3 separate regions of the Homo sapiens genome follow, and regions 1 and 3 are each linked to region 2. A link is an interaction called in ENCODE POLR2A ChIA-PET data of the cell type or tissue named here. Cell type or tissue: Panc1. All regions are shown on one strand. Links, peaks and the distances in the headings refer to the core of each region. The heading gives the core; the rest is flanking DNA.

Region 1 (10,170 bases), core at 2,083-7,082, 300 kb before region 2:
GATCTCATATCTACAAAAAACAAAATTTTTTAATTAGCCAGGCATATGGCATCCATCCATCATGGCACCCAGTTGGGAGGCTAAGGCATGAGGATCACTTGAGTCCAGGCATTCGAGGCCAAAGTGAGCTATGATTGTGCCACTGCACTCCAGTCTGAGCAACAGAGTGAGGCTCCCTCTCTTAAAGATAAATAAATAAGTAAATGATGAGGGGGAACAGACAAGAAATACACACATTTGCAAATTTCTATGTAAATGCTGGGGGTGAAATGTAGCAAGACACACTGAGCAGGCAGGATGGTAAGCAACAGAGTACCACACAAGGCGGCTACACAGGGCCCAGCTGGGGTTTGCCACCCTAACCTCAGAGAGCGGAATGCAAGATCAAGGCATGCCTAGGCCAGAACTGCCCGCTGGGAGCTGCCTCGGCTGACGTGCTGGGACCTGCTTCTGATTCTCTTCATAGCTCACCCATACTTTGGCCTCAGTCTGCATTCCCAGGGTTCTTATTACAGCAAGGCTCAGTGCAGGACCTTCCCCTGCAAACCTCACATCCCCTTCCAAGAACCTCTTGAGGCAGCCTTCTATCACCACCATCTTAGCCCTGGAGAAACTGAGGCTCAGAGGAAAAATGTTGACCAATGAGACATCCAGGGAAGTCTGCTAGGGATTCTGGAAAAGGCTGTACTCTCTGATAGGAGAAAACTGTGTCCCATCCCCTTCCTCTCTTTTTTGGGACACTGTGGTGTGAGACGTGATGCCTGGAGCTGCTGCTGCCCTTCTGCGACCTTGAGGAAGGTCATGGTGGACACACAGGTGTGGGTGGAGAGTTCAGTCAAAGGATCCCAGGATCTTCATGGCTGAGACCTGGCCGCCTCTCCCAGATAGATTGTGAGGTGAATATTCCCCCGTTATTGAAGCTTCTTTTGGTAACGTCATTTATAGTGATGACACAAGCCATTATGAGCCATGGGGAAACCAGTGCAGAAGACAGACCCTGCCTCAAAGTGCTCCCAGGAACCTTCCGAGTTCCTCCCACCCAGGCTCTGCTCGCTCAGGGAATTCTACCCAGCACGCAGACTCTTGCAGCAGACTCTTAAGAAAACTGAAAAACTATGCTAAAAAATTATGCTGGCCTGACGCAGCAGCTCATGCCTGTAATCTCAACACTTTGAGAGGCTGATGGGTGGATCACTTGAGGTCAGGAGTTCGAGACCAGCCTGGCCAACATGGTGAAACCTCATCCCTACTAAAAATACAAAAATTAGCCAGGTGTGGTGGCACACACCTATGGTCCCAGCTACTCAGAAGTCTGGGGTAGGACAATCGCTTGAACCCGGGAAGCAGAAGTTGCAGTGAGCTGAGATCACGCCACCGCACTCCAGCCTGGGTGATAGAATGACATTCCGTCTCCAAAAAAAAAAAAAAAAATTATGCTAAGAAGCACTGGGGGCCGGGCATGGTGGCTCACACCTGTAATCCCAGCACTTTGGGAGGCCGAGGGAGGCCGATCATTTGAGGTAGTTCAGGAGTTCGAGACCGACATGGCCAACATGGTGAAACCCCATTTCCACTAAATATACAGAAAAAAAAATTAGCCAGGTGTCCTGATGCACACCTGTAGTCCCAGCTACTTGGGAGGCTGAGGTGGGAGGATCACTTGAACCTGGGAGACAGAGGTTGCAGTGAGCCGAGATCACGCCACTGCACTCCAGCCTGGGTGACAGAATGAGACTCCATCTAAAACAAAACCCAGAGTTCTCTGACATCTCTGATCTGATTTCATCCTCCTAACCTAACCTCAATTCAGTAATGCTGCTTCATCTCCTGCAAGCCAGGTATGGGGAACACAGCAGCCAATGAGACAGTCCCGGACCTCCTAAGGCTCCCAGACTAGCAGAGCGGGCAGACGATGAGCAATTCGGCCAGGGAATGAACACTGCCTCCCAGGTTAAAGCGATTCTCCTGCCTCAGTCTCCTGAGTAGCTGGGATTAGAGGCACCCGCCACCACGCCTGGCTAATTTTTGTATTTTTAGTAGAGACAGGGTTTCACCATGTTGGGCAGGCTGGTCTCGAACTGCTGACCTCGTGATCCACCCATCTGAGCCTCCCAAAGTTATAGGATTACAGGCATGAGCCACCGCGCCTGGCCAAAATTTTTTTTAAATTAACTGGGCATGGTGGTGTGTGCCTGTAGTCCCAGCTACTCAGGAGGCTGAGGCAGAAGGATTGCTTGAGCCCAGGAGTTCAAGGCTGCAGTGAGCTATGATCACACCACTACACTCCAGCCTGGGGGACAAAGGGAGATCCTGACCCTTATAAAATAAAATAAAATATCCCTCCAGCTTCTGTGGAGAGAAGGAGCTAGAGCGGGGCAGGGTGGGGAGTGGGGAGACCAGTGAGATGGCTGCCACAAACCAGATGCTTCATATAGGCAAGGCCAGCAAAACCAGGACCTGAGACAGGAATGCATATGGAACCCCAGGGGACCAAAGGATAATGCTGCAACCTGTTGTCATCTTGCCTCTCCCTGCCCAGACAGCAGCCCCAAGGCCACAGACAGAGGGTGTGCACCCAATTCTAGCTCATTTATGAGTTACTAGTGAGAAAGAAAACTGTGTTAACCTCTCCTTCCCTAATAAATTATTAAATTTTTTTTGAGACGGAGACTTGCTCTGTCACCCAGGCTGGAGTACAGCAACATGATCTTGGCTCAGTGCAGCCTCCGCTTCCCAGGTTCAAGTGATTCTCCTGCCTCAGCCTCCTGAGTAGCTGGGATTACAGGTGTGCATCATCACACCTGGCTAATTTTTGTATTTTTAGTAGACACAGGGTTTCACCATGTTGGCCAGGCTGGTCTCAAACTCCTGACCTCAGGTGATCCACCCTCCTTGGCCCCCCAAAGTGCCGGGATTACAGGTGTGAGCCACCACACCCGGCCCATTCCCTAGTAAAATATAATAACAGCAGAAATTATGACAATTAAGATCAGCAATTTGGGATTTCTCTAAGAGAATGAAAATTAAGTTTTATTATTGTATTTATTTATTTATTTTCAGACACGGTCTCGCTCTGTCGCCCAGGCTGGAGTACAGTGGCACAATCACAGCTCACTGCAGCCTCGAACTCCTGGGCTCAAGCGATCCTTCCACCTAAGCCTCCCAAGTACAGGTGCGCACCACAACCCATGGCTGATGTTTTTTAAAAAATTTGTAAAAATGGGGTGGGTCTCACTGTGTTGCCCAGGCTGGTCTCGAGCTCCTGGCCTCAAGCAATCCTCCTGCCTCAGCCTCCTATGTAACTGGGACTACAGGTGTGAGCCACTGTCACTGGCCAAATTGTTTTAATTAGCAAGGTTCCCACTAGTTATATGTTATAGGCAAAGGGGAGACTTATGACAAATTCATGTCAGCCCTGACTGAATGTTCTGTTTTGGCCTCCGAACTCCAAGGAGTGAGTGAGAAGAACTCCCTGGAAAGTCAGTGAACACCACATCGAAGACCCCGGTCCTTCTTTTTTTTTGCGACGGAGTCTCACTCTGTCGCCCAGGCTGTAGTGCGGTGGTGCGATCTCGGCTCACTGCAACCTCCGCCTGCCAGGTTCAAGCAATTCTCCTCCCTCAGCCTCCCAAGTAGCTGGGATTACAGGCATGTGGCACCACACTCAGCTAATTTTTTTGTATTTTTAGTAGAGATGGGATTTCACCATATTGGCCAGGCTGGTCTCAAACTCCTGACCGTGTGATCCACCCACCTTATCCTCCAAAAATGCTGGGATTATAGGCGTGAGCCACCACGCCGGGCCGGACCCCAGCACTTCTGAAACATTGTTCAGATAATTACTTAAGTGGTAAAGGAGAGAACAACTATGCAACATTAATGATCACTTGAAAAATTTTCAGTCCAGGTCAGTGATTCAGGCGCTAGCTTGTCCAGCTTTTCTTATAGGTGCATTATTGTATTTTTCTTTTTTTTTGTTTGGTTTTTGTTTTGAGAGGAAGTCTCACTCTGTCGCCCAGGCTAGAGTGCAGTGGCACGATCTTGGCTCACTACAACCTCTGCCTCCCAGGTTCAAGCAATTCTCCCTGCCTCAGCCTCCTGAATAACTGGGATTACGGGTGCTCACCACCACACCTGGCTAATTTTCGTATTTTTAGTGGAGACAGGGTTTCTCCATGTTGGCCAAACTGGTCTCAAACTCCTGACCTCAGGTGATTCACCCGCCTCAGACTCCCAAAGTGCTGCAATTGCAGGCGTGAGCCACCGTGCCCGGCTGCGTTATTGTGTTTTGATAGTGTAACAGCTTTAACTTGTTGAGACCAGGCATGGTGGCTCACACCTGTAATCCCAGCAATTTGAGAGGCTGAGGCAGGAGGATCCCTTGAAGCCAGGAGTTCAAGACCAGCCTGGGCAACATGGCGAGACCCCTGTCTCTACCAAAGAAAAAGTAATTAGTGAGGCACGGTGATGCATGCCTGTAGTCCTAGCTATTCAGGCTGGCGCAGGAGGATCACTTCAGCCCAGCAATTGGAAGCTGCAGTGAGCCATGATTGCACCACTGCACTCCAGCCTGGGCAACAGAGCAAGATCCTGTCTCCAAAAAAAAAGAAAGAAAGAAAGAGTAGGACAGCCACTTCTCCAACAGAGCTCTGAGCCAAAGCCCAGCCTGTCAGGGTCACAGACAGATCAGACTTCAAAGACTTTTCTTCTCAGAAGCTGTTCCCAAATCAAGAGGCCATGACCTGGTAATCTGAAACTCCCTGCTGACGAGAAAGGCAGGAGAGTCTTGGAATTTAGCTCCTGGGGAAGTGGGGAAGGCAGGGGATAGGGAGTGTCTGTACCCTCTGCTGAAAAGGAAAAAGCTTTTTTTTTTTTTTTTTTTTTTCATTTTGGACCCACTGCCATCTCTCTAGTATAGCATTTAAAACCAGCATTTTTTTTTTTTTGAGATGGAGTTTTGTTCTTGTTGCCCAGGCTGGAGTGCAATGGCACAATCTCAGCTCACTGCAACCTCCTTCTCCCGGTTCAAGTGATTCTCCTGCCTTAGCCTCCAAAGTAGCTGGAATCACAGGTGCCCACCACCACGTCTGGCTAATTTTCGTATTTTTAGTAAAGACTGGGTTTCACCATGTTGGTCATGCTAGTCTCGAACTCCCGACCTCAGGTGATCCACCTGCCTCAGCCTCCCAAAGTGCTGGGATTACAGGCGTGAGCCACCGCAACTGGCAAAAGCAGCTGTTTCTAATAAAAATGAAAATGAATGACATTCCGTTTACCTAGCCATTCCCCTTGCAGAATGACCTGTATCAAAACACTTGTATGCAATAGGGGTCTCAAGTGAAGCATCTCTACTATTAAAGAAGAATGAAAATAGGAAATCACCATTTGGCAAACACCATAGCATTAACTGTTGCAAGCAATATGATAGTATGATGAGAAACAGGATGTTCGTATAGGTTTAAAATGTCTCCCCACAACATACATGTAAAAGACAAAGGGAAAGATAATTATGCAACAGTGGAGAAACCTGGTAGATACCATCATAAGCAAGCGATCAAAGTTAACATCACCAGTCATGAGACGTAGCAATTTCTTTTTTTTTTTTTCCAGGCTGGAGTGCAGTGGCGCAATCTCGGTTTACTGCAATCTCCACCTCCTGGGTTCAAGTGATTCTCCTGCCTCAGCCTCCTCAGTAGCTGGGATTGCAGGCGCCCACCACCACGCCTGGCTAATTTTTGTATTTTTAGTAGAAACTGGGTTTCGCCATGTTGTCCAGGCTGCTCTCAAAGTCCTGACCTCAAGTGATCCACCCGCCTCATCCTCCCAAAGTGCTGGGATTACAAGCATGAGCCACCGCACCCAGCCAAGATTAATTTAAATCAGTAGACTTGGAGTAAAGCAGGTTGCCCTCTATAATGTGGGTGGGCCTTGTCCAATCAGTCGAAGGCTTTAAGAAAAAGACTGACTTCCCCGGAGGAAGGAGGCATTTGACCAGCAGCCAGCCCATCTCAAGCTGCAACATCAGCTCTCCTCCCTGGGTCTCAGCCAGCCAGCCCACCCTGCAGGTTTGGAATAATCGCCAGTCTCCATAATCATACAAGCCAATTCCTTACCATTTCAATCTCTCTCCCACTCTCCCTCTCCCCCATCCCTTCCTATTGGTTCTCTGGAGAACCCTGACCCAGGCAAAATGTCCCGTTAGGGAGGGCACAAAGGAGGGGAAGGGATTTGGAGTTTGAGGACAGCGGCTCCACGGTGCTTGGGGTAGAGGCCCCAGGCTGGGCAGGCTGTGGGGAGAGTGGTTTGGGGAAGCCAGTCCCTGGAGCTAAGCACGGCCTGGAGAGGAGGAAGAAGGGAAAAGAAGGAGAGTTGGAACTTTGGAGACCGTGAATGCTGGTGTCTGACAGCAAGATCTCTCTGCGGATGCTGAAGAGTCCCTGAAGCCTGTGGTCTGGTCAGGGCTGGTGAGAGGGAGGGGCTGGTGAGAGGGAGGGGCTGGTGAGAGGGAAGGGCTGACTATGGGCGGGGCTGGTGAGAGGGAGGGGCTGGTGAGGGGTGTGGCTGGTGAGGGGCGTGGCTGGTAGGGGCAGAGCTGGTGAGGGGCAAGGCTGGTGGGGGCAGGGCTGGTGAAGGGTGGGGCTCATGAGGGTCAGGGCTGGTGAAAGGCAGGCCTCGTGAGGGGCAGGTCCAGTAACAAGTAGGGCCAGTGAGAGGGACATGCCTGGTGAGTGGGGCAGTGCTGCCAGGGGCGAGGCCTGTGATGGATGGGGCCAAAGACAGGCTGGATTTCCAAGGTCATTGTAGCCCCTCGTTCCAGCCTGGAGCCATAAGGCTGGTTGGTTCCCTCTTCAACCCCACCTGGCCTTCCCCGACCTCGGATCCCATACCCCACTCATCTGTGGTGGTCTTCTGTCTGTCAAACACCCACTGGGTTGTGTGGTTCTGTTGCGGTAGGAGCATGTCTCTGACATCTTTGCACACACACATATATACCCTATATACACACACCCATGCCTTATATACAGAAGGTGCTCCATAAATGCATGCTCAGCCTTTGTCTGTGAGCACAGCCCAGCCTCTCCCAGAGCCATCCTGGGACTGGTTTTGTCCGAGGGAATGGGAGGGAAGGGCAGAGCAGCCTAGCCCAGCGGCCTTTACCTTACGAGGTTGGCGCAGGGCCCCGGCCACCGGCAGCTCTGGTACACGCGCTGGACCACCGTCTCCGAGCCATTCTGCACCTGGCAGGACACCGTCCGTGTCACTGTGTGATGGCACCAGTGCCTGTGGAGAGAGCAACAGTCACATGAGCCCTGCCTGTTCCCAGAGCTGCCAACTTCGGGTCAGGGGGCCGTGCTGGACAGGGAGGGGCCCCCGCAAACCTGGGGTGGAGGCTCGCTCTCTTGGATGGGGGGCCCACTGAGACCCTCTGTCTCGGTCTGAGGGGAAGAGAGAACACTTGCAACCCTTGGCCACCAAGCCCTGGCATCATTCCCGTCACTGACCACTCAGTGTGGAATTGGTGAGAAAGACTCAGCCCTGCCCGTGGAAATCTCACCCTGGTGGGGAGAGGAGATGACACAGTCCATAGGAACAGCAGGTAACACGTTCCACCACGTGGTGAACACACAAGCTACAGGAACGGAGCAGGGCATCTCGCCCAGCAGGCCCTGAGGCCACCAGCTGAGTAGTGCAAGATAAGTTAGCCAACCGACCAACCGACCAACTGACCAATGTGTGGGGGCCGTGAGAGGGGACGAAGCCAGCAGGGGAAGCAGCGGTGTAACAGGCACAGAGCGGAGAGAGACCACGGCAAGTCTAGAGACTTGCCTGCAATGGGAAGTGGCCAGGCCAGGCACAGTGGCTCACACTTGTAATCCTAGCACTTTAGGAGGCTGAGGCAGGAGGATCTCTTGAGCCCAGGAGTTCAAGATCAGCCTGAGCCACATAGTGAGACCCTGCCTCTACAAAATAAAAATTAAAAAATTAGCCCAGGCGTGGTGGCACACACATGTAGTCCCAGCTACTCAGGAGGCTGGGGCAGGGGATGGCTTGAGCCCAGGATCATAGTGGCTATGATCATGCTACTTCACTACAGCCTGGGCAACAGAGTGAAACCCTGAAGAGAGGAGGAGAGGAAGGGAGAAGAGGGGAGGGGAGGGGAGGGGAGGGGAGGGGAGGGGAGGAGGAATGAGAGAGAAAGAGAGAGAGAAGGAGAGAGGGAGGGAGGGAGGAAGGGAAAGAGCCAGAGAGAGAGAGAGAGAGAAAGAAAGAAAGAGCCAGAAGGCTGAAGGAAGGGGAGGAGCCAGGAGAAAGGAAGAGACATGTGACCTGCCGGGCTAGGGAATAAATGCCTTCAGAGTACAAGAAGCAAGGGGCAGCAAGCTTGGGCAGTGGAGAGGAGGAAAGAGGAAGGGACGTACACAAACAATACGGGATCAGGTTAAGGTGCTCCCACCTCCTCCTCCCATCCCCATAGCCTAGAAATTGAAAATTAAAAAATAAGTCCCTGGCCGGGTGGTGGCTCAGCACTTTTGGGGTCCGAGGAGGATGGATCACTTGAGCCCAGGAGTTTGAGACCAGCCTGGGCAACATAGCGAGACCCCATCTCTACAAAAATATTTAAAAATTACCTGTGGTGGCACACGCCTATAGTCCTAGCCACTCAAGAGGCTGAGGCAGGAGTATCACTTGAGCCCAGGAGGTTGAGGCTACAGTAAGCTGTGATCATGCCACTGCACTCTAGCCTGGGTGACAGAGCGAGACCCTGTCTAAAAATAATAATAAAATAAAATAAGAAAAAAAGTCCTCAAGGGCATTGGAAAGAGAGAAGCAATGGGCCAGACATTTGGAGGGGTCCCTAAGAGACAGAAAGTAGATGGGCCCACATTGAAGGCAAAAATCACAGCCAGAAACACACAAAAGAGGACCGGGGCTGAAGCTAGGAGCCACATGGGGGCACAGATGCAGATGAGGAGGTAGAGAGGGACCCAAAGGTGACCATCAGAGAGATTGGTTAGGGGACCACCATAGAAAGAGCTGGACAGGTAGGACCCGGGTCCTTGTCCCTGCTGGTTTCAGGAATCAGGCATTGGAGGCTGAGTGCGGTGGCTCACACTCATAATCCCAGCATTTTGGGAGGCCAAGGTGGGAGAATCGCTTGAGCTTAGGAATTCTAGACTAGCCTGGGCAACATAGCAAGATCCTGTTTGTCTCTACAAAAAGTATATATATACGACTGGGCATGGTGACTCATGCCTGTAATCCCAGCACTTTGGGAGGTCAAAGTGGGCGGATCACCTGAGGTCAGGAGTTCGAGACCAGCCTGGCCAACATGGAGAAACCCTGTCTCTACTAAAAATGCAAAAACAAATAGCCAGGCTTGGTGGCACACACCTGTAGACCCAGCTACTTGGGAGGCTGAGACGGGAGAATCACTTGAACCCAGGAGGCAGAAGTTGCAGTGAGCCGAGATCGCACCACTGCACTCTAGCCTGGATGACAGAGTAAGACTCCATCTCAAGATATAAATATATTATAGATATAGATATCTATAGATATATCTCTATATCTATGTCTAGATATAGAGATATATCTCTATATCTATGTCTAGATATAGAGATATATCTCTATATCTATGTCTAGATATATAGATATACCTGTATCTATAGATATGTAGAGATACATAGATATGATAGTGCCACTGCACTTTGGCCTGGGTGACAGAGCGAGACCCTGTCTCTATTTAAAAAAAAAAAAAAAAGATATTAGGCATTGGATTCACCTGTCCTAAGGTAGGTATGGTCACAGGAGTGGGTGCTGGCTGACCTCAAAAACTGGTGACCTTTCAGTCTTGGGGGATGGAAAAAAGAAAAAAAAAAAAAAGCTTGTGACCTCCAGGAGAAACAGGGTCACTCTCAAAGTCAGACAGATAAATGAATTCTTACACACTCGTTTCCCATTCTTCATCCATACCTCCAGCCCACCAACAGACAAATTCTCAGGAAACAGAAACAAGCTAATGGAAAACCCCAGATACCAAGACTTTCAAATTATTTGAGGAAAAAAGGCCAGTATCATGGAAGAAAGGCACCAACTCAACAGGCAATAAATCACATCCCCTTAAAAAATAGTAAAGCAAATAGATGGAGATAATTTTTTAAAGCATAATTA
Region 2 (10,170 bases), core at 1,722-6,721:
AGTGCTGGGATTACAGGTGTGAGCCACCATGCCCGGCTGAAGTTAGACAAAGTTTTTAAGCCTTTTAGATGTTTCCCGGAGTCCCCAGTCCTCAATTGGATGTATGTCAAAGGGCTGCAGTCAGGGGTTTAAATGAACCCGTCTAGTTCCTTTTTTTGGAGACAAAGTCTTGCTCTGTCACCCAGGCTGGAGTGCAGTGGCATGATCTCAGCTCACTGCAGCCTCTGCCTCCCGGGTTCAAGTGATTCTTTGAACCTCATCCTCCCGAGCAGCTGGGATTATAGGCATGCGCCAACACACCTGGCTAATTTTTTGTATTTTTGACAGAGACAGGGTTTCACCATGTTGGCCAGGCTGGTCTCGAACTCCTGTGCTCAGGCAATCTGCCCGCCTTGGCCTCTCAAAGTGCTAGGATTAGAGGCGTGAGCCACCGTGCCCAGCCTAAGATTTGGTTCTTAAAGCATCCAGCCCTTTGTCCATAGAGAAGAGAATGCTGAAAAGGAGCATTTTTTAGGATATGTGGATTTGGTTTTTGTTTGTTTTTTAGAGATGAGGTCTTGTTCTGTGACCCAGGCTGGAGTGTGGTGGTGCAAACATAGCTCACTGCAGCCTTGAACTGCTGGACTCAAGTGATCCTCCCACCTCAGCCTCCCAAGTAGCTGGGACTACAGGTGTGCACCACCATGCCCGGCTGGTTTTTAAATTTTTTGAAGAGATGAGGTCTTGTTATGTTGGCCAGGCTGGTCTCAAACTCCAGGCCTCAAGCCTTCCTCTCGCCTAGACCTCCCAAAGTGTTGGGCTGGGATTACAGGTGTGAACTACTGCACCCAACTGGGATATGTGGATTTATTTCCAAATTCCCTTTCTCTTGAGGCCCAGGAAATGGGTTTCCTTTCCCTGCCTGCTCACCTTTTGTGTGTGTCTTCACCCAGTCATTGATGATGAATCTGGCTCTCTCCACCTCTGAAAAGTCCACTTGCTTGACCGTGCTCCGGAACAGCCTGAAGAAGTGGGGCATGAAGCCCTGGACCAGCTTCAGATCCCGCTGGACGAAGATCGCGTCTGTGGTGCTGATCTCATCCTTGTTCCATGGCCCCATGAGCTCCTTGTACAGATGCCGGAGGGCGGGGGCCATGCCCTTGTCTGCACCGGGACAGAGAGGAGAGGACATGTGAGGCTTATGCTGAATTGAGGGTTCCCAGCCGAGCCCACTTCCCCCACAAGGGGCTCCACTCTGATGGATGGGGGCTACCGTGCTTTCCCAGGGCTCTCTGGAGGGAGATTTCATTCCAGGATGAAATCTCTTTTCTGTATCTCCTTCCTTTCTTCAAAAGTCTCAGATCCCAACCCTTTCTTTGGGCTAGAATATTTTTCTCTGTTCTTAAATTATGAACCCTAAATATTTTCTTCCTGTTTTTTTTTTTTTTTTTTTTTTGAGTTGGAGTTTTGCTCTTGTCTCCCAGGCTGGAGTGCAATGGCGCGATGTCAGCTTACTGCAACCTCTGCCTCCTGGATGAACCCTAAATATTTTCTTTCTTCTTCTTTTTCTTTTTTTTTTTTTTTCAGACAGGGCTTCCCTTTGTTGCCCAGGCTGAAGTGCAGTGGTACAATCATAGCTCACTGCAGCCTCCAGCTCCTGGGCTCAAGCCATCCTCCCACCTCAGCCTCCTGAGTAGTTGGGACTACAGGTATGTGTCACCACATCTGGCTAATTTGTAAATTTTTTTGTAGAGGCAGGGGTCTCCCTGTTGCTCAGTCTTGTCTCGAACTTCTGGCCTCAAGTGATCCTCCTGCCTCAATCTTCCAAAGTGCTGAAATTACAGTCATAAGCCACCTTGCCTGGCCTTAGTTTTTTTTTTCTTTTCCTTTCTTTCTTTGTTTCTTTGTTTCTTTCTTTCTTTCTCTCTCTCTCTTTCTTTCTTTCTTCTTCTTTCTTTCTCTCTCTTCTCTCTCTCTCTCTCTTTCTTTTCTTTTTTTTGACAGGTCTCACTCTGTCACCCAGGCTGGAGTGCAATGGTGTGATCTCAGCTCACTGCCACCTCCACCTCCCGGGTTAAAGTGATTCTTGTGTCTCAGCTTCCTGAGTAGCTGGGATTACAGGTGCACCACCTCATCAGACTAATTTTTATATTTTTATTAGAGACGGGGTTTCACCGTATTGCCCAGGCTGGCCTTGAACTCCTAGCCTTGGGTGATCCTCCTGCCTCAAACTCCGAAAGTGCTGAGATTACAGGCATGAGGCACTGTGCCTGGCCTTAGATTTTTTTCCTATAGTGATGGCTATGCTAAGTATTTCACAAGTGTAATTCCATGAATTCTTTTATTTTTTTTTTTTGAGACGGAGTCTCTCTCTGTCGCCCAGGCTGGAGTGCAGTGGCACGATCTCAGCTCACTGCAAGCTCTGCCTCCTGGGTTCATGCCATTCTCCTGCCTCAGCCTCCCGAGTAGCTGGGACTACAGGCGCCTGCCACCACGCCTGGCTAATTTTTTTTGTATTTTTAGTAGAGATGGAGTTTCACTGTGTTAGCCAGGATGGTCTTGATCTCCTGACCTCATGATCCGCCCGCCTTGGCCTCCCAAAGTGCTGGGATTACAGGCGTTTGAGCCACCGCGCCCGGCTCATGAATTCTTTAGGACAGCAAATAATCCTCATTTTGTAGATGGGCAAACTTAACGAGGTTAAGATCACACGGTGGTGAATAAGCGGTAAATCTACTGGTCAGACACCCTTGGAGATTCAAGGGTCCAGTGACTTGGAGTGTAGTGGGAAGAAGATGGGGTGGCCCCTGCAGCACAGCTGTATGGGGCTTGGCTCGGCTAAGCCAGAGCCAGCCTTTCCTTGGCTTCTGGTAGGTCTGTTCTGCATGCCACCCACCTCCCCTGGTGTCCCGTGGCTCACCATCAATCTTGAATCCCATAGCTGCTTGAATCTGCTGCTGGGTTTCTCCTCCTGTTGTCAGCTGGAGCATGGCCAACACCGAGGCCACCCCATAGGGTGAGAAAACCACGTTGCGGTCCTTGGAGGCCTGCGCCACCTGCTGAAACACCCTCACCCCGAAGTCTGAGGCCAGGTGGGCCACGTAGGATGGGGGATGGTGCACAGCAGACCCTTCACCAAAGACAAGGGCCAGGCCCAGGACTAGGCAGGTGAGGGCTGGAGACATCTGCATCCTAGAGCAATGGAAAGAGGGCTGGTGAAGGAATCGTTCTGGAAGACAGGCGGGAGGGGAGGGGAGCTGGCCAGCTGTGGGCCCTGCTCTTCTTGTTTCCTGCAAGCAGGTGGTAAGTGAACACTAGGGCAAGGTGCAGGAAGAGACCATGACATGTTCAGGTTCTAAGCCCATCCCACTCCGTCTCACTCAGACTGACTTATCCCCGGGCAGTGGCAGGGAGTCTTCGCCCATCTTGCCCTGTGGGAATCTTGGAATCCAGTCCATCTCCCTTCCCTCTGTGTCCCGTAAAAAAGCCTTAGAAGAAAAGCAGGTGAGAAGTCATTACCACTCTCTGCCTTTGCAGCCCAGGGGGAATTTAGCCCAGACTCAATTATCAATTATCACAACATCTTTGATTTGCATAAGCTTTAAATTTGCTTTCTTTTCTTTTCTTTCTTTTCTTTCTTTCTTCCTCTTTCCTCTTTCTTTCTTTCTTTCTTCTTTACTTCCTTCCTTCTTTCCTCTCTCTCTTTCTCTCTCTTTCTTCCTTCCTTTCATTCATTTTTAGAGACAGGGTCTTGCTCTGTCACCCAGGCTGGGTGCAATGGCTCAGTCTTGGCTCCCTGCAGCCTCCGCCTCCCCAGCTGAAGCAATCCTCCCACCTCAGCCTCCCAAGTAGCTGGGAATACAGGCACACCAGCACGCCCAGCTAATTTTTGTATTTTTTTGGGAGAGCAGGGTTTTGCCATGTTGCCCAGGCTGGTCTCAAACTCCTGGGCTCAAGTTATCTGCCTGCCTCAGCCTCACAAAGTGCTGGGATTACAGGCATGAGCCACAGTGCCCAGCCTTAATTCTCTTAATGCTTTCCCAGCGATTGTTTCATTCAAGTTAGCAGGCATGAGGTGGGAAATGGGTAAGTGTCTTGATGCAGAGGGACTGAGAGAGTCAAGGTTCTTGTTACTGGGTGATGGGGTTGTTGGTGACGCCTGACCATCCTCCCTGCTCTCCTGCAGTCACCCCTAGGGCAGGGTCGACCCAAGGCTGCAGGTCCGAGGAAAAGAAAATAGAGGAATAGCGGGGGATCATGGAGGGAGGAGATTCTGGGGAGGCGAGTTCTCTGCCTTAAGCCCGAAGTAAGAGGTTGGAGGGAGTTTGCTTTTCTCCTACCTGAAGTTCTCAGAGGTGCCTTGCGATTGGCGGTTCGTCCTGCTCTGGCGGCGGCTGCTGAGCTGCAGGAATTCAGCTGCTGGAGGGGGGCGTGTGGGTCTTCTTGACAGCGCTCTTGGCCCTGCAGCCAAACACAGCTGTGCTCCTCTGTGGGCCACTGCCTCCTTTTATACCAGATGTGGGCAGGAAATAGATGAACTCATGTTCCAGCCCCACCCACTCACTGGCTCTGGGAGTCCGTCTGAACAGCCAGCGGGTCCCCCTCGACACCTCCCTCTCTGGGACTTGCTGAGGCATGTGTGTGTGTGTGTGTGTGCTGCTCTGTGTGTGTACGTGTGTAAGAGCATTCAGGAACAATTGAGCAAACCCCAATAGCCTTGGCCTGAGAACCTCCCTTGACCTTTCTGCCCTCTGCCTGTGTCTGTCTCTCCCGGATGTCCTGCCAGGTTGACTGTCTGCCATGCCGGGTGACCCAAAAAGCCTAGGACCCCTAGTGTTCAGCTTGGAGAAAAAAAAAACAGCTCACGTTGCCTGCTTTTCCTTTGGCGAACCAGGTCACTGTGGAGTTATCAAAGATAACCTCCATCAAAACGTGGAAGTTTTCCCCCAGGGCTGTCCACCCGGTGCTCTGGACCACCTCCAGGAAAGAGCGCCCCTCCCTCCTCCTGGGCCCAGCCCAACAGCCACAGGGCATGCAGCCAGCCACGTGATTGTCTAGGTTTTGTCTGTCTAGGACTTGGGCCCAACAGAGGACTCTTGGTCTTTCCCTCATCCCTGCCATGTGCCCGGCCGCCTCCGATGATACACGGCTGACTCCCCACGTGTCCAGACTCTCTCTGTGCCCCTGAGGGCTCTCTTGTGTCAACAACCTTGTCTGGCTGAGGTTGGAGGTGTGCTGGGTGGGGTGGTGGTGGCTGAACGGGACCAGGGGTTACCATGGTAAAAGCTTGGTAAGGAAACAGGAGACCAACGTGTAAGTTTCACTTCTTCGAGCTGCCCGCTAGGACTTGGGGCAGCTTGTCCTTTATCCTCTTCCTCCAGACACAGACACAAGGGGAAAAGGGATAGAAACAGAGTGTCAATTCATGGCAGGTTTGCAGGGTGTGCTTTTAGGGCAAGGGGGTGAGGGGAGGAAGAGTGACCGATAGATTCTGTGGAGCAGTGGTCCTCAACGTTTTTGGCACCAGGGACTGGTTTCATGGAAGACAATTTTTTCACAGACCAGGGTGGGATGGTTTCGGGATGATTCAAGCACATTACATTTATTGTGTGCTTTATTTCTATTATTATTACATTGTAATATATATAATGAAATAATTCCACAATTCACCATCGTGTAGAATCAGTGGGAGCCCTGAGCTTGTTTTCCTGCAACTAGATGGTCCCATCTAGGGGTGATGGGAGACCGTGACAGATCATCAGGCATTAGATTCTCATAGGGAGCTTGCAACCTAGATCCCTCACATGAACAGTTTAGAATAGGGTTCGAGCTCCTATGAGAATCTAATGCCGCCGCTGATCTGACAGGGAGTGGAGCTCTGGTGGTAATGCGAGTGATGAGGAGTGGCTGTAACTACAGATGAAATTTCACTCACCTGCCACTCACCTCCTGTTATGCAGCCTGGTTCCTAACAGGCTATGGACCAGTACGGGCCCCTGGCCCAGAGGTTGGGTACCTCTGCTGTAGAGGGTGGAAACTGGCTAGCAGTGGGTGAGCATGTAGGGCTAGACTAGTGGATTTTGTTGTTGTTGTTGTTTTTTGTTTTTTTTGTTTTTCTGTTTTGAGACGGAGTCTTATTTTGTTGCCCAGGCTGAGTGCAGTAGCACTATCTTGGCTCACTGCAATCTCCGCCTCCCAGGTTCAAGTGGTTCTCCTGCCTCAGCCTCCCGAGTAGCTGGGATTACAGGTGTGCACCACCACGCCCGGCTAATTTTTGTATTTTAGTAGAGACGGGGTTTCACCATGTTGGTCAGGCTGGTCTCGAACTCCTGACTTCGTGATCCGGCTGCCTCGGCCTCCCAAATGCTGGGATTACAGGCATGAGCCACCGCGCCCAGCTGGATTTGGGGTTTTGACAGGGTCAGGTGCCCTTGGCCGTGTGGTCTGGATGTTGTGGATGGAAGGGTGGCCAGGGTGCTGCCCAGGGGGTCCTGTATTGGAGAGATGGCATACTTGGGGTCCACGGACTGTTGGGTTTAGTGTATGTGGTGGGGTTCAGTTGGGAGAATCCATGGCAACAGCTGATAGCAGAGTCACAGGAAGTTTCAGTGGGTGGAAGCGTCGGATGTTTGTTTTGGATTTTTTCAGTAAACAGATACCAAGGGCAACCACACTGAGCAGCCCTCCTGCTTTTTAATCTGCCTTAGGCTTTGTTTTCTCACAGCTGGCAGGGAAAGAGAGGAGAACCACAGTCGGAAAGTTAGGCTCACAGACACATTAGGAGAACTCTTCCTGTGAAACTGCCTCTTGTTTATGTCTTTTTCCTTTTCTTAGTTGTGGTTTGGAGTCCCTGAGAGTGTGGTTAGCGGTGAGGAAGAAGCAACTGCCCTGACCTCTTGGAAGAAGACAAGTCCAGCCCCAAACCCATCTCTTTTTTTTTTTTTTTTTGGAGACAGGGTCTCACTCTGTCACCAAGGCTGGAGTGCAGTCATGTGATCATAGCTCACTGCAGACTTGAACTCCTGGGCTCAAGCAAGTATCGGGGACTACAGGCAAGCACCACCACGCCCAGCTAATTATTATTTTTTCTTATAGAGACAGAGTCTTGCTATGTTGACCAGGCTGGTCTCAAATTCCTGGGCTGGAACAATCCTCTCACCTTTGCCTCCCAAAGTGTATAAGCCAACATGCCCAGTCCCGAACTTAACTCTTGTCCTCAAAAGTACCCCAAGACAGGGCATGGTGGCTCACACCTGTAATCCTAGCACTTCGGGAGGCCAAGGCAGGTGGATCACTTGAGGCCAGGAGTTCAAGACCAGCCCGGCCAATATGATGAAACCCCATCTCTACTAAAAATATAAAAATCAGCTAGGCATGGTGGTGCGTGCCTGTAATCCTAGCTGCTTGGGAGGCTGAGGCAGGAGAATCGCTTGAACCTGGGAGGTGGAGGTTGCAGTGAGCCGAGATCATGCTATTGCACTCCAGCCTGGGTGACAGAGCAAGAATCTGTCTCAAAAAAAAAAAAAAAAAAAGTACCCCGCAAGGCTTTGCTCTCTGACCTTAAGGATCAGAGGGGAACAGGGATCAGGCAGTACCAAGCCTCGAAGACTTGAAAGTTCAATGGGTCTAGACATAGCTAGATGTGGCCTCCTCAGGTGTCTGACGCCAGCCTCTCCAGGCTGCAGCTTAGCCTCCATCCCTTCCTCTGCCTGTCATACCAGGAGCCATTGTCCCATACCTTGCCAGGTCTCTGCTGTTTTCTGTGGACAGCCAGAGCTCTGCAGGAGCAGTCACCAATTTAGTCCCCACTCATAGATTGGGTGGATGATCCTGATGCCAATCCAAAATAGACACCCCTGCTGGGTGTGGTGGCTCACACCTGTAATCCCAGTCTTTGGGGAGGCTGAGGCAGGAAGATCACTTGAGCCCAGGAATTTGAGCCAGCCTGGGCAACACAGTGAGATCCCATCTCTACCAAAAAAAAAAAAAAAATTAGCCCAGTGTGGTGGCGTGTGCCTATGGTCCCAGCTACATGGGAAGCTGAGGTAGGAGGATCGCTTGAGCCTAGGAGCTCAAGGCTGGAGTGAGCTATGATTGCAACACTGCACTCCAGCCTGGGTGACAAAGAGAGACCCTGTCTCAAAGGACAAAGCAAAGAGCAAAAAGGACATTCCATCCTTGGGCACGGGAGAGCTGGGGAGCAGCTCTAGTCCTGATTGGGGTGGAGGGTGGGGAGCGTTTTACTTTGGACTCAGAAGTGGCTGACTTACTAAGAGGTCTTTTCCCAAATCGGTGGAAACTTGTAGGCATAGGGAAGATGTGTATTAGAAACTGAGGCAAAACCTGTGTTATCGGGTCCATGTGAAGTTTCCGATTTCTCCATTGACTCTGATGAGCTGGGGCTGCCTAGCTACTCTAGAACCCAGACTTGGAGTGAAACCCCGTCTCTACTAAAAAAAAAAAAGTACAGAAATTAGCCAGGCATGGCGGCACGTACCTGTAGTCCCAGCTACTCAGGAGCCTGAGGTGGGAGAATCTCTTGAACCCAAGAGGTGGAGGTTGCAGAGAGCTGAGATTGCACCACTGCACTCCAGCTTGAGCGAAAGAGCAAGATTGTCTCAAAAAAATAAATAAATAAAAAGAACCCAGACTTGGCCATGACCCCTGCCTCTACTTCATGCACGTGGCCCTGCCTTCTCTTACCTGCCTTAGGAGCCGAGCCCTTCCATACCAGGGTCCAGCTGCCTGCGGGCTGCTCCCCACCGACCTCTCAGAGAAACCCTCTTCTCAGAATCTGACTCAAGGGGTTATCACTTTCCCCTTTTCCCCTGAATCCTAAGTTCTCTCTTTCTTGATCCAATCCTCTCTTTCCAGCTTGAGCTCTTTTGTAAGGGGTCACACGGGCACAGAAAGAAAAGTCCATGCTGATGAAATAGCTAGATCTCTGGCTTCCGGAGGGTCAGAGATAAGAGAGTGAGTTACCGGGCTGTGGATTTCAGGGGAAAGTTCTGATTCCAGCTACTGGGAAAGATGTCTCCATCTGTCCCTGAGCAGGTGGTTCGTGACTGTAGATCACACTCAGATTTTCCATGACTGTCCCTCTGTCCCCCACCCACTGGTGGGCCCTGGGTGGACACTGGCCTTCCCACCACCCATCGCCCCCTGACCTCCCGCCTTCTGGCCCGATCTCTGCTCTTCCTCTTTGCTTCTGTCTTCCCCGCTTTCTTTTTCACTTTCCCTTTCTCTCTCTGAGCCTCCCGCTTCCTGCTCCCTTCTCTCTGACCTCCTGCCTACCCTTTCTTCCCCGAGCCTTCCCTCCTGTCCCCTCTCCTCCGCTGCAGGAGGTTGCCCCCCATTTCCACTCTCTCTCTCTCTCTCTCTCTGACTCAGTCCCTCTGTCCCTCTGGAATCCCAGAATCCCTTTTACAGTCAAATGCTCAGCTCCCAAGCCCTTCCGGTGGGGAAGAGAGCACTGCCTGTTACACAGGCTCCCTGGAATGTGGGGCCCAGCCTCCCTGATTCCTGGTGATTTCACTGGGAGAGCCGGGGGTTGGAGAAGGCAGGGTCTTGCTAACAGCACTATTTCTGGCTTGGTTGCTCTCCAAACAACACAACTCCAAAAATAGCCTGTGTTTGGGCTCGGCTCTCTCCCCTTCTCTAGGAGGGAACCAGTGCTGGGTGTCTCCACCGCCTTTTTTTTTTTTTTTTTTGAGATGGAGTCTTGCTCTGTTGCCCAGGCTGGAGTGCGGAGGTGTGATCTTGGCTCACTGCATCCTCCGCCTCCCAGGTTCAAGCGATTCTCCTGCCCCAGCCTCCCGAGTAGCTGGGATTATAGTCATGCGCCACCATGCCTGGCTAATTTTTGTATTTTTAGTAGAGACTAGTTTCCCCATGTTGTCCAGGCTGGTCTCGATCTCCTGACCTCATGATCCACCCACCTCGGCCTTCCAAAGTGCTGGGATTATAGGCGTGAGCCACTGCGCCTGGCCCTCCACTGCCTTTTATTTAAGATCGTGGCTCTGGGACAGCCTGTCCAGGGGCCCTTCCTTACCCTGGCTCTGTGACTGACTTCCCCCTCCTCTCCTGCTGTATCCCCTCTCCCCTGCCAGCCCCTGGCCGGTCATTTCTCTTTAAACTCCCTAACACTCTAACTGGTGCTGCCTTACCCAATGTAGCCCTTGCTTGTCCACA
Region 3 (10,170 bases), core at 3,191-8,190, 170 kb before region 2:
ACCAGGCCATCTTGAGCCTATGGTCCTAGGTGGGAATGGGTCCCAAGTGCGCGAGTTACTCAAGGGCGTTCCCTGGAGGGTCCGGGTCGGCCCCGCCCTCCCCTTCCAGACTGGTCCGCAAGCTCCGTGTGCACACAGGTGTGTTTGCTAATATAAATAGACTATTTGGCCGGGCACGGTGGCTCACGCCTGTAATTCCAGCACTCTGGGAGGCCGAGGCGGGTGGATCACCTGAGGTAGGGAGTTCGAGACCAGCCTGGCCAACATGGGGAAACCCCGTCTCTACTAAAAATAAAAATATCAGCCGGGCGTGGTCGCGGGCGCCTGTAATCCCAGCTACTTGGGAGGCTGAGTAACGAGAATCGCTTGAACCCGGGAGGCGGATGTTGTAGTGAGCCAAGATCGCGCCACTGCACTCCTGCCTGGGCGACAAGAGCGAGACTCCATCTCACCAAAAAAAAAAAAATCCTTTACGTTGATGTATGCATTTTTGGATGCTTTTTTCTTTTAATTTTAATTTTTTTTTTTTTGAGATGGATTCTAACTCTGTCGCCCAGCCTGGAGTGCAGTGGCGAGATCTCGGCTCCTGCAAAGCAAAAACGCCGTCTCCAAAAAAAAAGAATGATGAATTAACATGCTAGGGTGTGCTTGGCAAAGTGTGGTTCACTCCTGCAATCACAGCACTTTGGGAGGCTGAGGCAGGCAGACCACTTTGAGTTCAGGAGTTCAAGACCAGACTAGGCAACATGGTGAAACCCTGTTTCTACAAAAAGGTTCAAAAATTAGCCAGGAGGCTGGGCATGGTGGCTCAGCCCCTGTAATCCCAGCACTCTGGGAGGCCCAGGCGGGAGGATCACCTGAGGTCAGGAGTTCAAGACCAGCCTGACCAACATTGGGAAACCCCATGTCTACTAGAAATACAAAAACTAGCTGGATGTGGTGGCGGGTGCCTGTAATCCCAGCTAATCTGGAGGCTGAGGCACGAACCTGGGAGGCGGAGGTTGCAGTGAGCCATGATCGTGCCATTGCACTCCAGCCTGAGCAACAAGAGCAAAGCTCCGACCAAAAAAAAAAAAAAAAAAAATTAGACAGGCCTCATGGCTCATGCCTGTAGTCCCAGCTACTTGGGAGACTGAGACTGGATAATTGCATGAGCTCGGAAAATGGAGGCTGCAGTGAAATTGCACTACTGCATTCCAGCCTGGGTACAGAAAGACCACATCTCTAAATAATAAATAAATAAATAATAAAATGCTACAGTGTTTGTCAGGTTTGCAGCGAGGAGGGCTGACATGTAGCTGTGTGGGCAATCTGTTAGAGAGAGTGGCTTTTCTTGACCATGACAATGTACTTCAGCTACATTCACCTGTTAGGATTACTGTGCCTACTGAATTCAGTACTGATCAGATTCAGTAACTGAATCAGATCATCTTTACCTAACTGCTGGATGATAACTAATCTTGCAAAATCGACCATCTCTAAGGGAAATTATTTTTATTTCGCTCTAACGATTACCCAAGACCCCAGAATAAGAACTAACCCAGCAGGTTTTGTTCACATTAATGGCCAGAGTACAACCCATGAATCTTTAAAGTGAGAAAAATGCTTCAGATTTTATGCCCTGAGAGTTTTTCTTCTATTTGTTCTAGTCTATCATTGAAGCTTTTGAGTGTACTTTGTATTTCATCCAATGATTTCTTCAGTTCCAGAAATACTCTTCTGTTGAATTTTAAAACCTCTTTCTGGCAGGTAATCATCTCATATATCTCCCCACCTCTTTTCCTCATTTCTTTATGTTGTTGTTCAAAAGACTCTTCCATGTTGATGACCTTCTTTACAATCAGTCCGGTCAATTCTCTGCTCAATTCTCTGTTTGAGCTTTCCTGAATTTCTTTTGGATGGGGATCTGTTGCTGGAGAATTACTGGTTTCTTCTGAAGGCGTCACATTTCCTTGCTTTTTCATGTCTCCTGGGTCCTTCCGTTGAGATCTGCGCATCCTGTGGAACAGTCACTTCTTCCGTTTGTGAATTCGCTTTGTAGGGGAGGACTTCTTCCTGAAGATGTAGATATGATGTGGTTAAGTAGGGGATCTTGGCTTTGGTTTGAGGTAGAAGTGTAGGCTCTGTACATTACTTGGGTGACTTAAGGTGTGGTTATTAGTGGAGACTGTGCTTGCCTGTTCTTGAGCCCCAGAGCAGTGTACACTGGCCCTGGCGTTAGTGGGTTCAGGGGAGCGATTTGTGGGTCTCTTCGTGGGCGTCTAGGTGCCCTGCTCGAATGCTGGTAGTGACAGTCCCTGCCTGGGCATGCGGCTAATCTCAGGCCCGGGGGCAGCAGGTGTTGATGGGTGGGAGGGGCAAGCGAGTCCCCTGGCCTGTCCGTGGTGGTATCGGCAGGCTGTGCCCCAGACCTCAGACCCCGGGGAGGAGTGTTCAGCCGCCAACGGTGACGGACAAAACCCGCAGCCACCAATCCCCAGGCCCCTGTGCTCCAGTCCTCGCGGGACGGAACCGCCAGCGGACTGTCCTCAGGCCCCCGGGGTTTGGGCTCTGGCTGTGACAGACAGGGAAGGGCTGGGCCCCAGGCTGCCGGCGGAAAGCTCAGGCGGGGCAGGGCGGGCGAGCAGCTGGCTCGCGTCTGGGTCCCGCGGCAGCGGCGGGGTTATTTGTCCTTTGGGACTCCTGAGAGCGCCTGGCCTCCCCTCTCCCTCCTTGGCCCTCAGCTGGCGGCGGCGGTAACCGCAGGCAAGGCAGGAGCTGCCCTCGGGGCTGGACTCTCGGGGTGGCGGGGGCTGCAGCTGCAGCTGCTCAGGGCAGGGAAGCCCGTGGGCTCCACGTGGGCTCCTGCAACGCCGCTGGGGAATCTCTCGGCCGCTGCCCATTCTGGAGGCCCGCGAGGGTCGGGGGGCTGTGGAAGTCGGTAGCGGGACTGCGGAGCCCCGGGGTCTCTCACTCACCCTTTCCCCGCGCGCGGGGGCTGCAGGCCGTCCCAGCCGATCCGATTTCTCCGCGCAGGCTGCCTGGGTGCCTCTGCTCCACTCCTCGGGCTCCCAGTGGCTTCTCGGCTGAATCCCTCGTTCTCTTAGCGGATCTGCTGCAAGTGTGAAAACCTACCGGCTCCTTCTGTTCCCGTCGGAGGAGAGGCGCGTGCCGGCTGCATCTACCAGGCCATCTTGAGCCTGTGGTCCTGGGTGGAAACGGGGTCCCAAGTGCGGGAGTTACTCAAGGGCGTTCCCTGGAGGGTCCGGGTCGGCCCCATCCCCTTCACTCCCGGGAAGGCCCCGCCCTCCCCTTCCAGACTGGACAGAAAGCTCAGTGTGCACACAGGTGTGTTTGCTAATAGAAATGGGAGCAGACTATTCACACTTTTCCACAAAGGTGTGCATTTTTCACTTTTTATGCTGGGGATTTGTGTCAGTACTCGCAGAGCCGCGTTGTTCTTTTCTTTTTCTTTCTTTCTTTTTTTTTTTTTTTTTTGAGACGGAGTCTAGCCCTGTCGTCCCAGGCTGGACTGCAGTCCTGTGATCTCGGCTCACTGCAACCTCCGCCTCCTGGGTTCAAGCGATTCTCCTGCCTCAGCCTCCCGAGTTGCTGGGAATACAGGCGCATGCCACCACGCCTAATTTTTTTGTATAATATTTTTAGTAGAGACGGGGTTTCGCCATGTTGGCCAGGCTGGTCTTGAACTCCTGATCTCAAGTGAACTGCCCGCCTTGGCCTCCCAAAGTGCTGGGATTACAGGCATAAGCCACCAGGCCCGGGCTGCCTTGTTCTCTTTTACAGCTGCGTAATGTCAACATAATCATGTATATTGAAATGTCACATATTGTTAGAAATTTGTAATAATCATTTATGTAAAAATATGCATTTTTTGTGGATGGACTTTTTTGAGACGGAGTCTCACCCTGTTGCCCAGGCTGAAGTGCAATGGCGCCATCTCGGCTCACTGCAACCTCTGCCTCTCAGGTTCAAATGATTCTCCTGCCTCAGCCTACGGAGTAGCTGGAATTAGAGGTATCTGACACCATGCCCAGCTAATTTTTGTATTTTTAGTAGAGACGAGGTTTCACCATGTTGGCCAGGCTGGTCTCAAACTCCTGACCTTGTGATCTGCCCGCCTCAGCCTCCCAAAGTGCTGGGATTACAGGTGTGAGCCACTGTGCCTGGCCTGGATGGACTTTTCATGATATTGAAAAACATGAGTTGAGGTACAAATATGTTTAAATGTGGAATTTCACAGTCATGGTTTCAACAATCAGTTCTTTTAAAGGAAAGATCCTAACCTCAGGTGATCCTCCTGCCTTGGCCTCGCAAAGTGCTGGGATTACAGGCATGAGCCTCTGCGCCCAGCAGCAGAACCATTTTCTATTCCATGCTGAACAAACCAGTTTTTGCCACACATGTGTTGAGATGAAACAACTTTCTTTCTATGAGAGACGTTGCAGGAGCTCATGAAACTCACAGAAGCTAAAACAGCCCAATCATAGGAATTCTGTAGTGCAGCATGGCTCAAGTGAGTGTGAGTGTGTGTGTGAGAGCGATTGTGAACATAGGAGTGTCAATGTGTGCATGTATGTTTGTGTATTTGAGCATGAGGGAGAAGATGAGGGACCAGACGGTGAAGAGCACCTCAGGCCAGGCAAGGAGTTTGGCATCATCTTACAGGCATTAATGTGCCACTGACAGATTTTTTCACGGAAAATTAATGTGGCCAGATCTGTGTTTTTTTATTTTATTTTATTTTATTTTTGAGACAGAGTTTCACTCTTGTTGGCCAGCCTGGAGTGCCATGGAGCGATCTTGGCTCACCGCAACCTCTGCCTCCTGGGTTCAAGCGATTCTCCTTCCTCCGCCTCCCAAGTAGCTGGGATTACAGGCATGTGCCACCACACCGAGCTAATTTTGTATTTTTAGTAGAGACGGGTTTTCTCCATGTTGGTCAGGCTGGTCTCAAACTCCCAACCTCAGGTGATCCGCCTGCCTCGGCCTCCCAAAGTACTGGAATTACAGACATGAGCCACCGCCTGCTGACTTATATTATTTTATTTTATTTTATTAATTTATTTTTTTTTTTGAGACAGAGTTTCACTCTTTTTGCCCAGGCTGGCGTGCAATGGTGCAATCTTGGCTCACTGCAACCTCTGCCTCCCGGGATCAAGCGATTCTCCTGCCTCAGCCTCCCAAGTAGCTGGGATTACAGGCGCCTGCCACCATTCCCGGCTTTTTTTGTATTTTTAGTAGAGACGGGGTTTCACCGTGTTGGCCAGGGTGGTCTCGATCTCTCGACCTCGTGATCCGCCCACCTCGGCCTCCCGAAGTGCTGGGATTACAGGCGTGAGCCACCTCGCCCGGCCTTATTATTTTATTTTTGAGACAGAGTCTTACTCTTTTGCCCAGGCTACCATGCAATGGCGTGATCCCAGCTCACAGCAACCTCCGCCCCACGGGCTGTCAAGCAGTTCTCATCCCTCAGCCTCTTGAGTAGCTGGGATTACATGTGCCTGCCACCACACCTGGCTAATTTTTGTATTTTGGGGGGTTTCGCCATGTTGGTCAGGCTGGTCTCGAACTCCTGACTTCAGGTGATCCATGTGCCTCAGCCTCCCAAAGTGCTGGGATTACAGCGTGAGCCACCATGCCCAGCTCCCACATTGCTTTCTCTAGGTATCCGTCTCAGATCTTCTTCTCTCTTTCTTATACTGACACTTCTAATTGCATCTTCTAGAGCCCACTTGGATACTCCAGGATCATCTTCCCATCTAAAGATACTTAATCGGGCCCAGCGCAGTGGCTCACGCCTGTAATCCCAACACTTTGGGAGTCAGAGGTGGGCGGATCACCTGAGGTCAGGAGTTTGAGACCAGCCTGGCCAACATGGCAAAACCCTATCTCCACTAAAAATACAAAAATTAACCAGGCATGGTGGCACGTACCTGTAATTCCAGCTACTCGGGAGGCTGAGGCAGGAGAATTGCTTGAACCCAGGAGGCGGAGGTTGCAGTGAGCTGAGATGGTGCCACTGCATTCCAGCCCGGGTGACAGAGTGAGACTCCATCTCAAAAAAAAAAAAAAGATCCTTGGCCGGGCGCGGTGGCTCACGCCTGTAATCCCAGCACTTTGGGAGGCCAAGGCGGGCAGATCATGAGGTCAGGAGATCGAGACCATCCTGGCTAACATGGTGAAACCGCGTCTCTAATAAAAATACAAAAAAATTAGCTGGGCGTGGTGGCAGGCGCCTGTAATCCCACCTACTCAGGAGGCTGAGGCAAGAGAATCACTTGAACCCAGGAAGAGGAGGTTGCAATGAGCCGAGATCATGCCACTGCGCTCCAGCCTGGCAACAGAGCGAGATTCCACCTCAAAAAAAAAAAAAAAAAGGAAACTACTCAAGTAGGCTGGGTGCGGCGGCTCACGCCTGTAATCCCAGCACTTTGGGAGGCTGAGGCGGTAGATTGACTGAGGTCAGGAGTTCAAGACCAGCCTGACCAACATGGTGAAACCCCATCTCTACTAAAATTACAAAAATTAGTCGGATGTGATGGCAGGCGCCTGTAATCTCAGCTACTCGGGAGGCTGAGGCAGGAGAATCACTTAAACCCAGGAGGTGGAGGTTGCAATGAACCGAGATTGCACCACTGTACTCCAGCCTGGGTGACAGAGTGAGACTCTTGTCTCAAAAAAACAAAAAACAAAAAAAGATAAAATGAAATAACAAATATGGAATTATTTTATAAACTCTAAACTGTCACATATATTAGAGATTGTTTCAACTACCTTCATCAATTTATTGGGTACTGCATTTTAAATCAGAGCTTCTTGGGCTGGGCACAATGGCTCATGCCTATAATCCCAGCACTTTGGGAGGCCAAGATGGGCGGATCATTTGAGGTCGGGTGGATCATCTGAGGTCAGGAGTTCAAGACCAGCCTGGCCAACATGGTGAAACCTGGTCTCTACTAAAAATACAAAAATCAGCCAGGCGTAGTGGTGGGCGCCTGTAATCTTGGAGCTACTTGGAGGCTGAGGCAGGAGAGGCACTTGAACCTGGGAGGCAGAGGTTGCAGTGAGCTGAGATCTCGCCACTGCACTCCAGCCTGGGTGACAGAGTGTGACTTTGTCTAAATAAATAAATAAATCAGAGCTTCTCAAAGTTCAGTGTGCACACAAATGACCTGAGATCTAGTTAAAAATGCGGACTCCAGACCGGGCACAGTGGCTCAGGCCTATAGTCCCAGCACTTTGAGAGGCCGAGGTGGGCGGATTCTTGAGCTCAGGAGTTCTAGACCAGCCTGGGCAACATAGCAAGACTCTCCGTACTAAAAATACAAAAAATAAAAAAATAGTCAGATGTAGTGGCATGCGCCTGTGGTCCCAGCTATTTGGGACTCTGGAGGCTGAGGTGGGAGGATCCCTTGAGTTTGGGGTGTGGAGGTTACAGAGTGAGCCAAGATTGGGCCGGGCCACTGCACTCCAGCCTAGGTGACATGGTAAGACCCTGTCTCAAAAATCAAAGAAAAAAAATCAATGTTTTAAAGAAAAGGAGTTATGGCAGAGTTAAAGGCCTAAAGTGGCCGGGTGCAGTGGCTCATGCCTGTAATCCCAGCACTTTGGGAGGCCGAGGCAGGTGGATGATGAGGTCAGGAGTTCAAGACCAGTCTGGCCAAGATGGTGAAACCCCATCTCTACTAAAAATACAAAAATTAGCTGGGCGTGGTGGCGGGCAACTGTAATCCAGCTATTCAGGAGGCTGAGGCAGGAGAATCGCTTGAACCCAGGAGGCGGAGGTTGCAGTGAGCCAAGAATGCGCCACTGCCCTCCAGCCTGGGGGACAGAGCGAGACTCCGACTCAAAAAACAGAAAAAAAAGGCCTAAGTCATGTGACTGCACCTGTGTCCCTGTATTCAGGGGTCTTCGGAGAAGCAGTACCCATGCCTGAAACTCAAGGACATGTAGGAAATGAGAGTTGCTTTTGTGTCATCATCCATGTCCTTCCTCGGGTGCCCCAGCCTTGAAGGAAGAGGAGCCCCAGGTGAGGATAAGTGGGGGCGAGGCTTGTTGTGCTTAGGATAGCCAGAGGCCAGCCCTCACAAGGCCATATCTAAACGGGGGCACTCCTCTGTCCTGGTCTCCAACCACCCACCCCAAGAATAGAGGCCTCACTCTAGCCTGAAAGACCCTTTTCTGACACCCGACCTTCCCTTTCCACAACCCCTGGTGGGAACACAGTGAAACCGCCTTTGCAAATTATAACTAAGGAAATCGTAACAGCGAAACACATCAGACCTAACCAACCCCATCTTGCTTCTAACGTCTAAACTGTCCTCATCCATTCCTGGGTGTAGGCGGAACTAGCCTTGGGAAAGAATTTAGTTTGTAGTTTAAACTAAACATAATAGCCTTTCCCCAAAGCTAAATTGTTCTTGTAAAATGAAAGAAAGGCCACCAGCCATGAAGTTAGAATAAGAAGGGCTGGAATTCTAAGTATTACCAGCCGTTATTCTGGAGGTAGTAAGATTTGCAACTTCCCCAATCACTCTTGAAGGTGACATCACTATTGTGAACCTAAGATCGGCCTTTTGAGATGGCTATTCAGGTTTTTGCATTTCTATCAACCGGATGGCCCCACCTGGACTTGTCAACCAGATCTGTGGCCCCCACCCAGGGACTGACTCAGCAGAAGAGAACAGCTTCTGACTCCCTGTGATTTCAAACCCCAACCAACCAGCCAGCACTCCCCATTCACTGGTCCCCTACCCATCAAATTATCCTTAAAAACTCTGTAAAAGCTCACGCCTGTAATCCCAGCACTTTGGGAAGCTGAGGTGGGTGGATCATTTGAGGTCAGGAGTTCAAGACCAGCCTGGCCAATGTGGTGAAACTCTTTCTCTACTAAAAATACAAAAATTAGCTGGGCGTGGTGGTGGGTATCTGTAGTCCCAGCTACTAGGGAGGCTGAGATAGGAGAATCGCTTCAACCTGGGAGGTGGAGGTTGCAGTGAGCAGAGATTGCGCCACCGCACTCCAGCCTGGCCAACAGAGAGAGACTCTGTCTCAAAAGAAGAAAAAAAAAACACAGTCTGATCCCCGACTCAGGGAGACTGATTTGAGTAATAATAAAACTCCAGTCTCTGGCACAGCTGGCCCTGGGTGAATTATCTTTCTCTATTGCACTTCCCCTGTCTTGATCTCTGTCTAGGCTGCGGGCAAGGTGAACCCCTTGGGCAGTTACAATAGGAGGAAGGATGTTCCGAGGTGGCAGGTCTATGCAAACCTATCCCCAAAGTCCAAGGAAGCTGAGGGGCCCAAGGAAGAGTAGAACTGCCCAACGGGTTCACCTTGTCCGCTGCCTAGACAGAGCCGATTTATCAAGACAGGAGAATTGCCTTGGAAAATAATTCACACGGAGGCAGCTATGCTGGAGACCTGAGTTTTATTATTACTCAAATCAGTCTCCCTGAGCATTCGGGGATCAGGGTTTTTAAGTATAATTTGGTGTATGGGGGAAGGCCAGTGAGTCGAGTTTTGATTGGTTGAGTTGAAGATGAATTCCCAGCGAGTTGAAGCTGTCCTCTTGCGCTGAGTCAGTTCCTGGGTGGTGGGGCCACAAGATGGTTGAGCCAGTTTATCCATCTGGGTGGTGCCAGCTGATCCATCAAGTGCAGGGTCTGCAAAATATCTCAAGCACCAGGCTGGGCACGGTGGCTCACACCTGTAATCCCAGCACTTTGGCCAAGGTGGGCAGAGCACCTGAGGCAAAACCCTCCCTCTACTAAAAATACAAAAAATTAGCCAGGCATGGTGGTGGACGCCTATAAACCCAGCTACTTGGGAGGCTGAGGCAGGAGAATTGCTTGAACCCGGGAGGCAGAGGTTGCAGTAAGCTGAGATCACACCATTGCACTCCAGCCTGGGTGACAAGAGTGAAACTCTATCTCAAAAAAAAAAAAAAAAAAAAAATTTCAAGCACTGATTTTAGGAGTGGGTTAGGAAGGGTCAGAATTTTGTAGCCTCCAGCTGCATGACTCCTAAACCATAATTTCTAATCTTGTGGCTAATCTGTTAGTCATACAAAGGCAGTCTAGGGCAGGCACAGTGGCTAATGCCTGTATTCCCAGCACTTTGGGAGGCCGAGGCAGGAGGATCACCTGACGTCCAGGAGTTCAAGACCAG

The links. ChIA-PET counts read pairs that join two places held together with the same protein. Peaks named below come from ENCODE experiments on the same cell type or tissue, not always from the same donor. Only the 100,000 strongest peaks of a DNase experiment are listed, where the experiment ranks them.
Region 1: POLR2A ChIA-PET joins it to region 2 with 10 read pairs; 2 of 35 experiments call an interaction of 5 or more read pairs at or near these places.
Region 3: POLR2A ChIA-PET joins it to region 2 with 14 read pairs; 9 of 35 experiments call an interaction of 5 or more read pairs at or near these places.

The regions. Positions count from the first base shown.
Region 1 is chr7:101,417,088-101,427,257 of GRCh38, reverse strand. It overlaps COL26A1 (collagen type XXVI alpha 1 chain), which reads right to left. Exons shown (of 13, transcript NM_001278563.3): 2 at 7,159-7,281. Among named protein-coding and RNA genes, the nearest start is that of COL26A1, 59 kb to the right of the region's middle. RefSeq lists enhancers at 4,432-4,957, 5,755-6,306, 6,307-6,858. In Panc1, for the core only: no CTCF peak of the experiment used is centred there; no DNase peak of the experiment used is centred there.
Region 2 is chr7:101,121,394-101,131,563 of GRCh38, reverse strand. It overlaps SERPINE1 (serpin family E member 1), which reads right to left and starts at 4,460. Exons shown (of 9, transcript NM_000602.5): 1 at 4,320-4,460; 2 at 2,900-3,171; 3 at 910-1,143. The coding sequence starts at 3,170. RefSeq lists enhancers at 2,465-3,244, 3,245-4,024, 4,805-5,584, 7,965-8,582, 9,322-9,616 and 1 more. In Panc1, for the core only: no CTCF peak of the experiment used is centred there; a DNase peak (open chromatin) is centred at 4,533; H3K4me3 peaks cover 3,462 bases; H3K27ac peaks cover 5,000 bases.
Region 3 is chr7:101,292,654-101,302,823 of GRCh38, reverse strand. It overlaps LNCPRESS1 (lncRNA p53 regulated and ESC associated 1), which reads right to left and starts at 3,211. Exons shown (of 2, transcript NR_146480.1): 1 at 2,958-3,211; 2 at 1,478-2,055. RefSeq lists enhancers at 1-15, 16-717, 2,217-2,882, 4,966-5,874, 7,694-8,603 and 2 more. In Panc1, for the core only: no CTCF peak of the experiment used is centred there; no DNase peak of the experiment used is centred there; H3K4me3 peaks cover 61 bases.